2 separate regions of the Homo sapiens genome follow, and region 2 is linked to region 1. The links are chromatin loops, found by intact Hi-C in ENCODE. Cell type or tissue: Caco-2. All regions are shown on one strand. Links, peaks and the distances in the headings refer to the core of each region. The heading gives the core; the rest is flanking DNA.

Region 1 (8,338 bases), core at 129-8,128:
ATATGAGATGCCAGGGGTCCAAGTTCACGAAGATTTAACCTAAAAATGTAAACGTGACAACAAAGAACAGAAGTGATAAATGAAGGGAATTCATAGAACCTGTGTCATTGAAAACTGAGAAAGTCTTAGGATAAGAGCAGGAAGAAAACACACTCAACACATCAAGCAGGCATTTGGGCAATTTAGGTAAAATTAAGCAACTCAAAAACAAATTTGTCAGTCGACCTTTAAGACTCAGAATTAGGCCGGGAGTGGTGGCTCACATCTGTAATCCCAGCACTTTGGGAGGCCGAGGCAGACGGATCACTTGAGGTCAGGAGTTCAAGATCAGCCTGGCCAACATGGTGAAACCCCATCTCTACTAAAAATACAAAAATTAGCCAGGTGTGGTGGCATGTGCCTGTAATCCAAGTTGCTCGGGAGGCTGAGGCAGGAGAATTGCTTGAGCCCGGGAGGCAGAGGTTGCAGTGAGCTGAGATTGCACCACTGCACTCCAGTCTGGGCGACAGAGCAAGACTCCACCTAAAAAAAAAAAAGAATTAGTTTCAACATGGTTTAAAAATAGAACCAGCTAAAAGCAGACAAGTTGAAGGGAGTCCCAGCACTCTTATGACGCCTAACTTACCCTATTAGGCAGAATGAGGTCAAAACTGCTTGCCCTTTAATTTCTGACCATGTATTTGGGAGCAGATTACTTACAAACCTTAATGAGAAGAACCTGGAACAAAATTTTGACGCAGGATCAGATACCCACAGTGGATACCTAATACACAAACCAAGTGTGTCTCCATTATCAGTCTCTCTGCCAAGAGAGAGTATGAGAAGAATTATTCCTAACATGTATTATGGAAGACATTTTGGTAGAATTTAACCATGGACTGTTGTGAGGTTTGAATTTTAAAATGCTGCAAATTCATTTGTACTAATTTCATATTAAGAATACATGAGAAGTTCAGGAACAGTGGCTCACACCTGTAATCCCAGAACTTTGGGAGGCCAAGGCAGGCAGATCACTTCAGGTCAGGAGTTCAAGACCAGCCTGGCCAACATGGTGGAACCCAGTCTCTACTAAAAATACAAAAGTTAGCTGGGCATGGTGGTGGGCACCTGTAATTCCAGCTACTAGGGAGGCTGAGGCAGGAGAATCGCTTGAACCCAGGAGGTAGAGGTTGCAGTGAGCTGAGATCGCACCACTGCACTCCAGCCTGGGTGACAGAACAAGACTCTGTCTCAAAAAAAATAAATAAAATAAATGAGGCCAGGTGTGGTGGCTCACACCTGTAATCCCAGCACTTTAGGAAGCTGACATGGGTGGATCACCTGAGGTCAGGGGTTGGAGACCAGCCTGACTAACATGGTGAAACCCCATCTCTACTAAAAATACAAAAAAATTAGCTGGGCATGGTGGCACGTGCCTGTAATCCCAGCTACTTGGAAGGCTGACGCAGGAGAATCTCTTGAACCCAGGAGGCAGAGGTTGCGGTGAGCCAAGATCGCGCCATTGCAGTCCAGTCCAGCCTGGGCAACAAGAGCAAAACTCCGTCTCAAAGAAAAAAAAAAAAAAAAAGAATAAATGAGGAAGAAACAAATGTTGTCCTGATTATCTATAACTACAAAAGTCACATTTCCAAATGGAAAAAGTACAGCCTACATATCTAAAACTACAGGTAAACAAATTGCCTACTATGATATTTAACTCCTCAGCTCACATTTAAATTAATTTTATTCATTTACTTATTTTAAATTAAAGAATTTAAAATAACTAAGTAAGGAATCCTGTTTGGAACACCCTGTAGGTTCCTACTGAAATAAGCATTGTTCTGGGCATTTAATGTCCATTCATAAAAGCCTTTCAGTGTTCTTCTTCCAACATGAAGCCGACCTATAATTTAGTCAGATGCTGGGCAAAGATAGCACTTACTTTTTACTCCTTCAGATAATCAGGTTTCTTTTGAATCATTGATGCTGCATTAGTCAGAATCTAGAGGCATACTGTTTCTAATGACTACAATAGATGATTGCAAAATATAAGCTTCTGAGTTTTTAAAACTGGATTATGTCTTGTAGAAGAAAGCTAATGTTTCTTTAATTAAGAGTTTCAAAGCAACAAAAGATTATATTTGATCAGCACCAAAAAGGCAGAAAGATCAAAGGCAATGAACAGGATACTAGGTATTTTAAATGGTTCTCTTACTCAGCAAAAGAAATGATAAACACACTTGCTATATAGTAGCTACTGCACTTGAGGTGAATTGAAGACAAATGGCTTAAGTTTCAAAAACAGGCTGGGTGCGGTGGCTCACGCCTGTAATCCCAGCACTTTGGGAGGCTGAGGTGGGCAGATCACTTGAGGTCAGGAGTTTGAGACCAGCCTGGGTAACATGGCGAAACCTCGTCTCTACTAAAAATAGAAAAACTAGCCAGGCATGGTGGCACATGCCTGTAGCCCCAGCTACTCAAAGGCTGAGACAGGAGAATCACTTGAAACTGGGAGGCAGAGGTTGCAGTGAGCTGAGATCACACCTCTGTACCCCAGGCTTGGTGACAGAGTGAGACTCTGTCTCAAAAAACCAACAAACAAAGAAGCCAGATGTGGTGGCAGGCACCTATAATCCCAGCTACTCGAGAGGCTGAGGCAGGAGAATCGCTTGAACCTGGGAGGTGGAGGTTGCATGAGCTGAGACCACGGGCCACTGCCACTGTACTCCAGCCTGGGCAACATAGTGAGACTCTGTCTCAAAACAAACAAACAAACAAACAAACAAAAATGGCCAAGCATGGTGGCTCATGACTGTAATCCCAACACTTTGGGAGGCAGAGGCGGGCAGATCACTTGGGGTCGGAGTTCGATACCAACCTGGTATCGACAACATGGTGAAACCCTATCTCCACCAAAAAATACAAAAATTAGCTCGGTGTGGTGGCACACGCCTGTAGTCCCAGCTACTTGGGAGAAAGAGGTGGGAGAATCACTTGAATCTGAGAGGTGGAGGTTGCAGTGAGCTGCATGGCCAACACAGTGAAATCCCGTCTCCCCCCAAAAATACAAAAATTAGCTGGGTGTGGTGGCACATGTCTGTAGTCCCAGCTACTTGGGAGAATGAGGTGTGAGAATCACTTGAACCCAGGAGGCAGAGATTGTAGTGAGCTGAGATCACGCCACTGCATTCCAGCCTGGGAGACAGAGTGAGACCCTGTCTCAAAAAATAAAAAAATAGGCCGGGCACGGTGGCTCACGCCTGTAATCCCAGCACTTTGGGAGATCAAGGTGGGCAGATCACTTGAGGTCAGGAGTTCCTGACCAGCCTGGCCAACATGGTGAAACCCCGTCTCTACTAAAAATACAAAAATTAGCCAGGCATGGTAGCACGTGCCTGTAATCCCAGTTACTCAGGAGGCTGAGGCAGGAGAATCTCTTAAACTCGGGAGGCAGAGGTTGCAGTGAGCCGAGATTGTGAGACTCCATCTCAAAATAAATAAATAAATAAATAAATAAATAAATAAATAAATAAATAAATAAGCTTGCTTTCCTCATACATATTTACAGCATTTCCACTTGAATAATTCAATTTTCTAGTGTTCTGAACAATAGCAGAGGTATAGGGAAACAATATGGAGAGCAAAGGTTACAGATTTCAAGAGTGAGCAAGCTATCTGCACACAAGTTCATAGCACTTCTTGAACAATCCAATACCCAGATATTATAAACAGCAGCAATATTCTCCCCTTCAAATATGCAATCTGACCCAAGTACATCAAATGGGGAAAAAAATGCATGCATGTATGTGTTCAGGAGGAGGGAAGGTGGTGTACACATGAGGGCTGAGGGTGGGGACAAGAGGGAGAAAGGAAAGGAGGAGTGAGGAATTCTAATCATAAAATCACTACCTTCGAAAATAGGAAGACTGTATCTTACCATGGAGCATAAGAAGCAGCAATGAAGAAATAGATAACCATTCTATCACACATGTGAAAACAATGCTCCACTGTCCTAGCGAGGGGGAAAAAAAAGTAAATTTGTCAGAAAGTGTTCAGATGGGAAGTACGGGTTATCACTCCACTATGTTGCAATTTCCATTCTTGTTCTAGTTCTCATGGCCTTTACACTTGTTCTTCCAAGGTTACACAGATTTTTGTTGCTGTTAATGTTATGAAGTCACGAGTAAAAGCTTTCTGTTATTTTTTAGGTTGCACATACAATAGATTCTCTCAGCATATATAAGACATAGGGACAGGGCCCCATGATAGTTAGAAAGCCTGAAGTGGTTAAAGCAAACAAACAAAATCTGTCTTTTTCTGATGTTTTCCATTTCTTTTGGATCCCCTCTAACAGAAAAATGAAGTTCCTGGAGGGCAGACCACCTCCCCGCAACCTGCCCCAGCTCCTATCAGTGCAGGGCAAAGTCCTGATGTTCAGTAAACACTCCCTGAGCTGAAATCACATTCTTTGTGTCTTTTTAGAAGGTATTTACAGTTTTTACTTCAAATATCCTGGTGTGGACAGTAAATAGTAATAAAGGAAATTCAGAAACTAACTTAGGAAAAACAGTAACAAAAACAAAAAATGGCACATTTACTACAAAAGCATAGCCACCTGTATTTCTAAGCAAGTTCCTCCTTCCAAAACTGAAAAGTCAGAGGTATATGTACAAAGAGTTTGGTTCACTGAGGTCTATTCATAAAATGGATTAGATGGAATTTGCCCTTTACTGAGGTAATTTAAAAGTACAAATTTGTAATATCATCTTGAATCTATTTTCAGTGTCCAAGTAGGTATAACTATAATTTGAGGGAACGCTAGTATTAGACTTTCCTCCCCCTACACGTAACATTGACCAAAGCAAATAATAAAGACTTGTGTGAGTAAGTGAAAAAACATACCCCATAAAGCCTGGGCATGGTGGCTCACAGCAATAATCACAGCACTTTGGGAGGCTGAGGCAGGTGGATCACTTGAGGTCAGGAATTTGAGACCAGCCTGGCCAACACAGTGAAACACTGTCTCTACTAAAAATACAAAAATTAGCCAGGTGTGGTGGCGCACGCCTGTAGTCCAAGCTACTCGGATGGCTGAAGCACAAGAATCACTTGAACCCAGGAGGCGGAGGTGGCAGTGAGCTGAGATCGCACCACTGCACTACAGTCTGGGCAACAGAGTGATAGTCTGTCTCAAAAAAAACAAAAATGTATTCCATAAATATATATACCTACCGTGTATCCACAAAAATTAAAAATAAAAAAAAAGTTTTAAAGGAATGAAAAATACATTTGTGAGAAAGAATGGGTTTCAGTCTACTAGTCATCAGAAGCTATAGCATACCCATAGATGATACTTTATGCCATAGGTCTAAAGAAGCAAACATTACGTCAATGCTTTTCAAACTTGACTGCATATCATCCCCTGGGGAGCTTACAAAATACAGTGATGGCCTCCAGTTCAGAAGATTCTGAAGTGCTAGGAGGTGAGATAGAGGGTGGAGGAAGGAGAATAAGTTTTTAAAACTCCTTGGATGACTGTGATTTCTAGCAAGGTTTTGGGCCTTTCTAATTCTGTTTTCTAGATTGTCATACGCTGTTAGAGTAGGTAGACAACAGACCTGGAATCTTATCCAAAATCTGCCACCGACCTCTCTGACTCTCACTTACCTCATAGGTAAAGTGGAAATAAGATCTTTCTCATGGAGTATGTGTGAACATTAAATGAGATAATGTAGGCCATGTATCTAGCATAGTGCCTAGCACACAGGAGCACCTACCACATAATAAATGCAAATTCCCTTCTCACTTTTACTTAAATAAGGCTTTTTTGATATTTAGAAATTTTAATGAGGAGCAAAAATCTACACATGGCATATGATTCTAGCAATGCTATTCAAAGTTAAAGAGAATCTAGTTTCTATTACACCTCTGGCAGGGAGACCCAGAATACTGAAGTAGGTACCTACAACTTTTTATTGATCCAAAATCTAGACATCGAAGCCAAGTTTGCTGAAACAACCACAAGCACTAAATTGTGCCAAGAAGGTAATATAGTACTTTGCATCTAAACTGGCCTCTGGGCGCTGCGACAGTGTGTCCTAAGGAGCCAGGACAGGCACTTTTGTGGTTCTCTTGTGAGTGTGTCCCAAAGTGCCCTTGTGATTCAATGCTGTGGTTTTATTTTAAGCCCAGGAAACTGTCACCTTACAGGAAAAGGTAGCAGACTGCAAGCTATATGCAATATTGTAAAAGATATGGTGAAAAAAACTAGGACTTGGAGTCAGAGGTCTTGGAATAATCAGATTTTGCCAGTTTCACTGACTCAGACAAGTCAGGCCACTTCTCTGAGCCTCAGTTCCCCCAAATAAAAATGAAGTGATTTGAATTAGATGATTTCTAAAGATCCTCCCAGCTCTAAAACTCTAGGATTCTGCATGTGAGGAAACCAGTAATCATCTCATAAATCTCAAATCCTGCTTGTAAAAGGAGCATATATTTTAAATATCAGATTGTTTGAATAGTTTGAGTTTTTTTTGGACGTTCTTTAAAACCAAAAGGCATATTCGAGTATTTCTTTAAATTGCTCATAGTCTGCTCTGAAACTTCCTTTTTTGAAAAGAAGTTTTGCCCTTTAGGGTTGTGCAGAATCCATTTCACAAGCAAACCATTCCCACCTAAATGGTGTGGTGCTCCAAAATCAATCCTTCACTCAGAGGAGGAAAGCGTTTACGTTCTTCTCATTGGCAGGCCAAGAGCTATAGTATTGTTTTGAAAGTGCTTGACTATTAATAGCAAAATACGTGAACTCTGTTTGAATAATATACACAAGACTTAATTCTGAAAGCTAAACTTTGCAAAATGGTAAACGCAAACTATAAGTATACCTTCATACCTCACACACTCATAGGGTCTTTTGTAATTTTCAAGTTATTTTCAAGTACCTTATCTCATTCACCTATCACACTGACTGTGTGACTCAGGTATTATTATTCTCATTTTAGTGATACAGATACTGAGGCTCCACAAGGTCAAGTGATTTACCCAAAATTAAAGAGCAGGGCTGGGCCTCAAAGCCTGCCTGCTGACTCCAAGCTCAGTGTGCTTTGTCACTACCCCATAGCTGCTGCTCTCATCATATCCTTAGTGTGCTTGATAGTACTGGAAAATAGCTCTCAGGTTTTTAAGTGGTAAGTCCTGGGGAATCAGTTAGGTTTTGTTTGGGGTTACTGAGCAAAGGCCTACCTTCTTAGATGCCTGCTGGGGAGGAGTCCTAAAACTTCATCCAGTCCAAAGAACAAGTCCTGAATAATGGGATAGTATTCTAGTCTACAAGGCAGAAAAATGTCTACTCTTTGCCCTACTTGACTAAAGCATGCCAGCTTGGAAGGGTACCAAACACGTTGAGTCAACTATTTGGATCTGTTGAAACAGCATGTCATCCACTGTACCTTAAGTGGCTCTTTTTCCATGATACAATGTGAAATACTGTAGAAACGATGAAGAGGGCACAGAGTCCCATTCCATAAATCCATGCTGTTATCTTTTCCCAGCAGTCATCAGACAGCCGATGGAGGAGGGCACTGCCCACGATGGCCGGAACAATGAGGAACTGAGGGAAAGATAAAGAATGGTGAATGGAATATTCTGGCTTTTATGGAATTGAGTCTTTTACTAAAAATACAGAGCTTTACCAGGAACAATTTTAGTAAAATAATCTTAGAGCAAGTATTTGTCTCTCCTGGATAATCATAACGAGAGCCAGATGAAGTTAGCTGCTACACTGGAAAGCAGGTAATACCACTCAGGGTCCAGGAATTGTGCCAACCAGTGGGGATACAATTAAGCCATCAAGGATGCAACATCATTCAGCTGTTGCAAAACAGATGGTTTTTTTTTTTTATCCTAATTTCATTAAATAAGGACATGTTTCATTCTACTTTATAATCTGATTTAGAGTAATTACTTAAAATATTCAAATGCCAAGCAGGCAGGGTGTGGTAGCTCATGACTGTAATCCCAGCACTTTGGGAGGCTGAGGCAGGAGAATCGCTTGAGCCCTGGAGTTCCAGACCAGCCTGGGCAACACAGCAAGACTCTGTATCTACAAAAATTTAAAAAATTCGCCAGGCATGGTGGCAAACACCTGTAGTCCCAGCTATTTGGCAGGCTGAGGTGGGAAGACTGCTTGGGCCTGAAAGGTTGAGGCTACAGTGAGCCATGATTGTACCACTGAACTCCAACCTGGGAGGCAGAGTGAGACCCCATTTCAAAAAACAGCCAAGCATATACTCAGATTTTTCAGGGAGGTCCTCATTTTAAAATATCTGTCCTATTGCAATTGAAATCTCAATATTTCAGG
Region 2 (8,338 bases), core at 327-8,326, 89 kb after region 1:
GGTTCAAGCAATTCCCCTGCCTCAGCCTCCTGAGTAGCTGGGACTACAGGCTTGCGCCACCAAGCCTGGCTAATTTTTTATAATATTTTAGTAGAGATGGGGTTTCACCATGTTGGCCAGGATGGTCACGATCTCTTGACCTCATACGTTCTTTCTCGTGATCTGCCCTCCTCAGCCTCCCGAAGTGCTGGGATTACAGGCATGAGCCACTGCGCCCGGCTTCCCCTTGATATTTCAATCACTGTAGCTGTTAGTCATAGCTGAGCACAATTTCTAACAAATACACCCACTTAAAAAAAAAAAAAGAAAAACACACACACATCAATTGCTAACTATTGCGAACATCTTATAAAAAGGTTTTAGGGGCAATGCAATTGAAATTCACTTAAAATTAAGGAAATAAAAGGCAATGTTCTACTAAAAATTAAGGATGGTCCCTGAAGATCCAACACATCTAATATGTTTCACATTGTTAAAGTTCCATGCACGGTGGCAAATTCATTATTTTTTACATTTGGGGACAATAAGTTTGTTAATACACGCCAGCAACTAGGAAGTCAATGCATCACCATATGCCTGAACTGAGAACATTTGTCACGGTTTACGTTCTTTCTAAAGAGTGCAGAACAGACCTTGACTTGTAGAATCACCAACGCGGGGACAGTTACTTGAAATGTCAGATGGAAAACATGTTAGCAAATGGGGTGTGTGCATGCATTCTGTGAAAGGAAAGGCCTCAGCCCCCTGTTAAGCTTCCTGCTGCAGCTCCCTGATCAACAACAATGCTGTAGCCACGGGCAGTTTTTCAGGACAAATCCTCCTGTCACTAGTTTCCTCATTCAGGGAGGTCAGGTTGGAAATGAGAGGAAAGATCAGAAACAAAGAAAGAGGCAGGGTCAAACATGCCATAGCCAAAAGGTCCTTGGCATGTTGTTAATTAACTCCACTCCTACTTTTGTGTAGCTGAGTAAGTGAAGCTAGTGCCTCCTAGGAAGTTAGTGGCTGGGCTAAGAATTAGAACCCCATAACCCCAGGCTGCTGCTCCAAGGTGTAGTCTGTAGAATCAGGAATATGGATGAGAACCAAGCACAGGGTCAACTGAAGCAGAGGTGTTGGTAATATCAAGTCAAGGGTCGCACCTATTTTCCTGATAGTTCAGTAAAGGCACCTCCGCTGAGGAAAAGAAGTTTGGGCTGGATGTGGTGGCTCAAGCCTGTAATCCTAGCACTTTGGGAAGCCAAGGCAGGAAGATTGCTTGAGTCCAGGAGTTTGACGCCAGCCTGGGCAACGTGGTGAAACCCCATCTCTACAAAAAATACAAAAATTAGCCGGGTGTGATGGAGCACACCTGTAGCCCCAGCTACTTAGGAGGCTGAGGTGGGAGGATCCCTTGAGCCTGGGAAGTCAAGGCTCCAGTGACCCGAGATCGCGCCACTGCACTCCAGCATGGGCAGCAGAGCTCTCTCTCTCTCAAAAAAAAAAAAAAAAAAAAAAAAAAGCAGCAGCAGCTTGGGTAATTTGGAGCCAAAGTGGGCAGAGAGACAGAAGGACTAATCTGTTGAATCACTTTCTCAACCCTCACCTTCCCTGTGCTTGTGGAATTAAGTGTGAATCCTGGCTTTCTCTCCGTGGCCTCATTCATCACAAGACTACCTGCTGCACTTTCCCAGCCCTCTATGCCTGGGGACATCAAAACAGCCCAACTTATTCTCTCCTGTGTCTAGGAACAGTTTGTTTCCATAGGATAGTATTCTTATGCTACAATGGATGTAAAAATCCTCTCTCCTTTTTCCCATGAGAAACAAAGTCATCTCCAAAGGATGGAGAATTCCTGATATGTTCATTTGTTTATTGGGTGCTGCGGGGAGGTGAAATAGATGTACGAGACACGCACTCCTTTTTTGAGGTGCTTAAGATCCAGCCAGGAAAAAGAACACAGGGGAAAGGACTAGGATTTACAAACTAACAGAAGAACTTTCCTTTGTGTATTAAAAAACTCACCAAGGAACTCTGCAAAGCATCCTTAGCAATACAAAAACCAAATTTGAAATGTACTGTTTTTTAATTTTTTAAAAAAACTTCCTGGATCAAGTTCTTGGCAAAGTTCCCATCCCTACCAATCTAGACCAAAACCTGGGGTTAGATGGGGGAAGATTGGAGGTGGATTATGCCCATTACACATAGACAAACTCCAAGGTGATATGGTGGAGTGGTGCAGAGCCGGTCTTCAAAGTGAGGGGTACAAGAAGATTCAAATAATGTACATATAATTTATAAGAATATGCGTATGTGTATATGTAATATGTAAGTATATACAAATGTATACTTTTGTATATTTTGTTTGAACACACACACACATACACACTCACACGAGTGCTAAAATTATAAGTATATAAGTATATACAAATATAAGTATAGATAAGTGTATACACATGTATACTTTTGTATATTTTGTTTGAACACACACACACAGGCACACACGCACACACACAAGTACTAAAATTATCTTCACTGACAGGAATGCACGATAAAAGGCATTTGAAAGCCACTGGTTTAGAGAACGAGCTTCAGAGTTCCAGTTGCCTAAAATATATAAAGTTGGGAAGATGACATTACCTCTCAGGGTTACAGTGAAAATTCAGGCAATGTATGCAAAGCGCTTGGTATAGTCTTTTTCTGCCACTTGCTAAGCTTTCCAAAGACAGAACTCATGTCTGTTGTGTGCATTGATTGTATCCTTCAGGCCAGGCATAGCATCTGCACAAAGTAGGTGCTTTACAAATATTTGTCAAATAGATAAGTGGTCTGTAGGTATATCCAATTCTTTGCATGTTTACCGGACCTCCACCTGTATCTGTGCTATACAAGCAACAAAATTGGAGTACACAGAACTGAGAATAACATTATGATGGAAATGACCTTCAACTCACCCTCTGTATATTAATAGGTAAATCATTCACAAACTTGGGTAATTTATTATTAGAAACAAACTATTTACAACACACCTGATGGCTGATGGTGATTCACCAGCATGCTACAAACCCATGGATTGGAACCACTGCTATAACCATAACTTATTACACTTTGTGATCTAATCTGTTTGGATTCGTTCATGAGACACACTTATAAAAATCTCTGTATAAACAGTGCTTATTTATAAAACCAATAATAGACTGGGCGTGGTGGCTCATGCCTGTAATCCCAGCACTTTGGGTGGCCTAGGTAAGGATCGGTTGAGGACAGGAGTTTGAGACAAGCCTGGGCAACATAGTGAGAACCCTGTCTCTATAAATTTTTTTTTTTTTTTTTACAAAGGAAATTATGAGGGGGTAGTGGCAAGCACCCAAGTAGTCCCAGCTACTTGGGAGGGTCACTTGACCCCAGAAGTTCAAGGCTGCTGTGAATTATGATTGTACCACTGCTTTCCAGCCTGGGCTGTAAGAGCAAGACCCTGTCTCAAATTTTTGTTTTTGAAAAAGACCAATAATGGGTAAAAAAGAGAAAATGAATATAAAGTCTAAGAGCAGAAGAGATGTAGATTAAATACAGAGAAATATTCTTGATCGTGAGAGTTGTCAAATCCAGTCTTGCTGCCATTTAAGAAATCAATTATTCCCCTTTGGCCCCTGGATCTTCTGGTTTTCCTTCTGATCATGTGTATAATGACTGCTGCGTATACATTTTTGTCTCCAAAATTCTATAATCATTTTTCTCCCTCCCCGAGTGGCAAACAACTTTTCACAGATACATTTCCTTATAAGAATGTCTTTATCAATTCTGACAAACAATCCAGATTCCAAATTCCACTGCCACGTTTCCGCTGAGCCACTCTTGGGCAAACCCTCCCTTGGAGCGGCACACTTTTCTCTCCCTGGGTCTTCCTGATTCCTCCAAGCCAAGTCCTTTTCTTCCTAGTGTCTCCTGAGCTTTGTATTGTACGCCTGTCAACTTCAAATTGCAGTTGAGGCCACCAGGCTGGCAATGCGTCAAGCAGAGAACCAGCAGATCCCAGCATATGGCTGGTGTTTAATTAAATAATGGCTGAGTACAGAGAAGCCTTGAGAAAAAAAAAATATGCGCAGACAACTTCCTACTATCTTGGGAGGATGTGAAATAGCTAAAATCTTTCTCAATCCTGGTGTTACAAAACCCTTATCTGGAACACTGGCAGCCCAAGAAAGTCAAAGTCGAAATAACTGTACAACAGAGGTAGATAATAAGTGATCTCATACTTTCTGTATCTCAATCACTAGTGTCTTCAGGGAAGATGACGTAATGAGAAAGAGACTGTTCTTGCTCCTCTTGGGCAATACTTGTCTGTGTCTGCCCTCTAGTTCTCAGGAATTGTTCTAATCAAAGAGATTATGTTATTTTGCATTCCCCAAAAGTGATGGCAGGGAGAGACAGATCTCAAAAGTGTGACTTTTCTGCACCCACCTTGCTGAATCATCCTGTTGCTCTGCATGGATTCTGGGCAGCTATAAAGTTATAGTGTAAACTCAGGACTAAAAGTCAGGATCCCTGGATTCTGCTGATCCCACCCTTTCAACCTAAAGGTGTTTGCATGACAGTCTCAAACTCCCTTGTTTCTAAAATAAAAATAACGGTTCCTCCTCTTACAAATCTTCAGGAAGATTAAATGAGGTGTCTGGCATTCACTAAGTGGCTTTTGAAGTGTATATGGGGTATCGGAAGAGACTTGGATACTTTAGGGATAATTCCGAACTGTCTTTGCTTCACTCTAATAGTTTTGTGCTTGAACCCCATAATATCTTTCCTTTGTGATTTGTCCCTAGTCCTTCTCTATGGAACAGAGAGATTTTACCTCTATTCCTCTCAATTATACCTTACATTCCATCTGGCAAAACCACAAGCACATTTTTCTACTAAGGATTTTTTCTTCTGTATTCTACCTTCTTATTTATTTATTTATTATTTATTTTTTGAAACAGAGTCTCGCTCTTGTTGCCCAGGCTGGAGTGCAATGGCGTGACCTTGGCTCACCGCAACTTCTGCCTCCCGGGTTCAAGCGATTCTCCTGCCTTAGTATCCTGAGTAGCTGAAATTACAGGCAAGCGCCACCACGCCCGGCTAATTATTTGTATTTTTAGTAGAGATGGGGTTTCTCCATGTTGGTCAGGCTGGTCTCGAACTCCTACCTCAGGTGATCTGCCCGCCTCGGCCTCCCAAAATGCTGGGATTACAGGCGTGAACCACTATGCCCAGCCTACCCTCTTAAAAAAACACAACCTGGTGGTGTGCTCCTGTAATTCCAGCTACTTGGGAGGCTGAGGCAGGAGGATTGCTTGAACCCAGGAGTTCAAGACCAGCCTGGCCAACATAGTGAAACCCTGTCTCTAAAACAAACGAACAAACAAGCAAAACAAAACCCCCACAACAAATGGTTACTCAGCTTGTGCAGCATCGATTTCCTAGGCAGCCTCTATTAAGTTTGGCCTTCAAGTTTCTCCCCCAGACTCTAACTCAGCATAATGTCACATCCAATAGAATCATGTAACTGACCCTAAAGAGCTTTGACATGTTAAACAACTCATTGCACATCCTAAACATTCCTTTTAGATACTGAATTAGTTTGTTAGGGCTGTCCTAACAAAGTACTGCAAACCATGTGGCTTAAATAATGGAAATTGATTGCCTCACACTTTTGGAAAGTCTGAGGTCAAGGCATCAGCCAGGCCATGTTCCTTTTGAAGGTACCACGGAAGGATGTATTCCAAGCCTCTCTTCTACCTTTTGATAGTTCCTTGGCTTGTGATTGCATAACTCCATTCTTCATATGCATGTATATCTGTGTCCAAAATTCCCTTTTTATAACGACACAGTCCTATTGGATTAGGGGCCCACCATACTCCAGTGTGACCTCATCTTAACTAATTATACCGGTAATGACACTATTTCAAAATAAGATTACATCCTGAGGTACAGGGTAAGGACTTCAACATATGAATTCTGGGGGGACAAAATTCAACCCATAACAGACACTACGTTTTCTTTCCAAATTTCTACAGCACGTGACAGCTGTCTAACCTTTCATGCCCCTTCCCCTCAACACCCCCATAAATGTGTCTAAACTATCCTGAGCTGTCTCTAGCCAGCAGGTCATGAAGTCCTCTACTTATTTTCATCTTATTTGCTGGTAGTGGCCTCATTTTTTTTGAAATATCACAATATGCCAGATACTTTATGTGTGTGATTCTAAACCTTGACCATCTTAAGATTATATCCATTTTTTTTTTTTAGAGATGAGGTCTTGCTATGTGGCCTAGCCTCATCTCAGACTCCTGGGCTCAAGGTATATATCATTTTTTTAGTTGAGGAAAAAGGCTCAGGAAGTTAATTGATGCACAAAATGTTAAACAGGTCGGGCGTGGTGGCTCACACCTGTAATCCCAGCACTCTGGGAGGCCGAGGCGGGTGGATCACTTGAGGTCAGGAGTTCAAGATCAGCCTATCCAACATGACAAAACCCCGTCTCTACTAAAAACACAAAAAATTAGCCTGCATGGTGGCATGCACTTGTAATCCCAGTTAATGGGGAGACTGAGGCAGGATAACCACTTGAACCTGGGAGGCAGAGGTTGCAGTGAGCCGAGATCTGGCTGCTGCACTCTAGCCTGGGTGACAGAGTGAGACTCTGTCACCAAAAAAAAAAAAAAAAAAAAGCAAAAACAAACAAACAAAAAACACAAAATAGTAAACAGCAGATAGTGACAGAGGGGAAATTGAGTGAGGCTTTTCCAGTATAAAGTTCAGGCTTAGTCCAACTCTGTCCTGGTGTCTTTTGGAATATTAGGAGATGTTCCAGCCAAATTACAATAATTTATTTTTCCTCTGATAGGGCATCTTATTCAGAGGAGAAAATCTGAAAGTCCTTTGGATTAAACAGATGCTTACGGAGCAACTTCCTAGGCATGCAATTCTAGCAGAGGAGAGAGATGGGGTTGGTGGAACAACCATAGGTTTATTCCTGCTCTTTAATAGCTGTGAAAAAACAGATGGTAGGAGGTGACCCATCTAGAATTGAGTTCAAATCCTGCTTCTTACATGGATAAACTGCATGGCCTTGTGCACACTCGAGCTGTTCTATGAGCCTCTACTTCTTAATCTTTGAACTAGTTTTAGATGTGACTATCTCACAGGGGAGCATGAGGATTAAATGATATCATGAATAAAAAGTATCTGGCACGTAGCGAATTCCTGATAAATCTCCATTTATCTCCCTCCCTTTCCTTGCCTTGGAAGTGTTTGGTTTGGGTCCTTCCCAAAGCTATCATCCAAATTAAGCCAAAACACTACATTTGCTTTAATACAAATGTGCATGATAGAAGAGTAATGAATTAAAACATACTGGAAAAAGGGAGTCCTAATTCCATAAGGAAACAAAAATAAGGCAGTATTTGAATGTCACATAAACCTCTTGGTTCTAGCTGGCAAGCCATTCCACCAGGTCTTAATAGCAAAATATTAAAACATTAGGTGGAACCTTGCAGTTGTGCAACTTATAATTCCATTAAAAAATAAAGCTATATTTAAAAATAAGACACAATTAATGAAGGTTTAAAATAAAAGCAAGTAAACATCATGCTGTAGAAAGGTAAGTGGCAGGGGCAAATAGGAAAAAGGTGATAATAGGACCTCAGTTCCTGGGTTGTTGTTTTTTTTTCTTTTTTTGTTCTCCTCTTTTTTTTCTGTTAGCTCTGAGGCCAAATATTCTTGGGAAGAAATCGCAATTTCTTCTGGGCTTATTTCCTTGCTGGTAATTAAAAAAAATTTTTTTTTTAGAGACAGGGCCGTGCTCTGTTACCCAGGCTGGAGGGTAGAGAGTAATGTGATCATGGCTCACTGCAGCCTCAAATTCCTTGGCTCAAGCGATCTTTCTGCCTTACCCTGCTGAGTAGCTGGGACTACAGGTGCCAGCCACCATACTCAGCTAATTCTTTCACTTCTTATAGAGACGGGCTCTTGCTATGTTGCCCAGGCTGGTCTCAAACTCTTGGTCTCAAGTGATCCTCTTGCCTCAGCTTCCCATAGTGCTGAGATTACAGGCATGAGTCACTGCTCCTGGTCTGTAAAATTCTTAGTTCTAGTTCTTACAAGATTCTAAGGCTTCATTTTATATTGAAAAGATTGTTTTAAAGACTGAGAAGTTGGTTCCTTCTTGAAGAACAAATTGAATGAATCACAAATCAAATGAACCAGAGGCTTGGAATAACTCAATGCCGTCTATTCCAACACTCTCTTTAGAGTATTTTTAGTTTTTTCCGAGAGAGAAATATAAAATGTTCAATGCATCTAATATTGAAGTTAAGAAAATAAA

Evidence for each region. A loop is a pair of places that touch in the nucleus more often than their neighbours do. Peaks named below come from ENCODE experiments on the same cell type or tissue, not always from the same donor. Only the 100,000 strongest peaks of a DNase experiment are listed, where the experiment ranks them.
Region 2: a loop joins it to region 1, with 3 times the contacts of the local background. A loop is called at or near these places in 5 of 110 quality-filtered maps.

What each region holds. Positions count from the first base shown.
Region 1 is chr17:55,403,830-55,412,167 of GRCh38, forward strand. It overlaps MMD (monocyte to macrophage differentiation associated), which reads right to left. Exons shown (of 7, transcript NM_012329.3): 3 at 7,428-7,588; 4 at 3,917-3,991; 5 at 1-39. Among named protein-coding and RNA genes, the nearest start is that of MMD, 14 kb to the right of the region's middle. In Caco-2, for the core only: no CTCF peak of the experiment used is centred there; a DNase peak (open chromatin) is centred at 4,382.
Region 2 is chr17:55,492,337-55,500,674 of GRCh38, forward strand. The region is part of intron 1 of SMIM36 (small integral membrane protein 36); the gene reads right to left. Among named protein-coding and RNA genes, the nearest start is that of SMIM36, 15 kb to the right of the region's middle. In Caco-2, for the core only: no CTCF peak of the experiment used is centred there; DNase peaks (open chromatin) are centred at 3,835 and 4,165.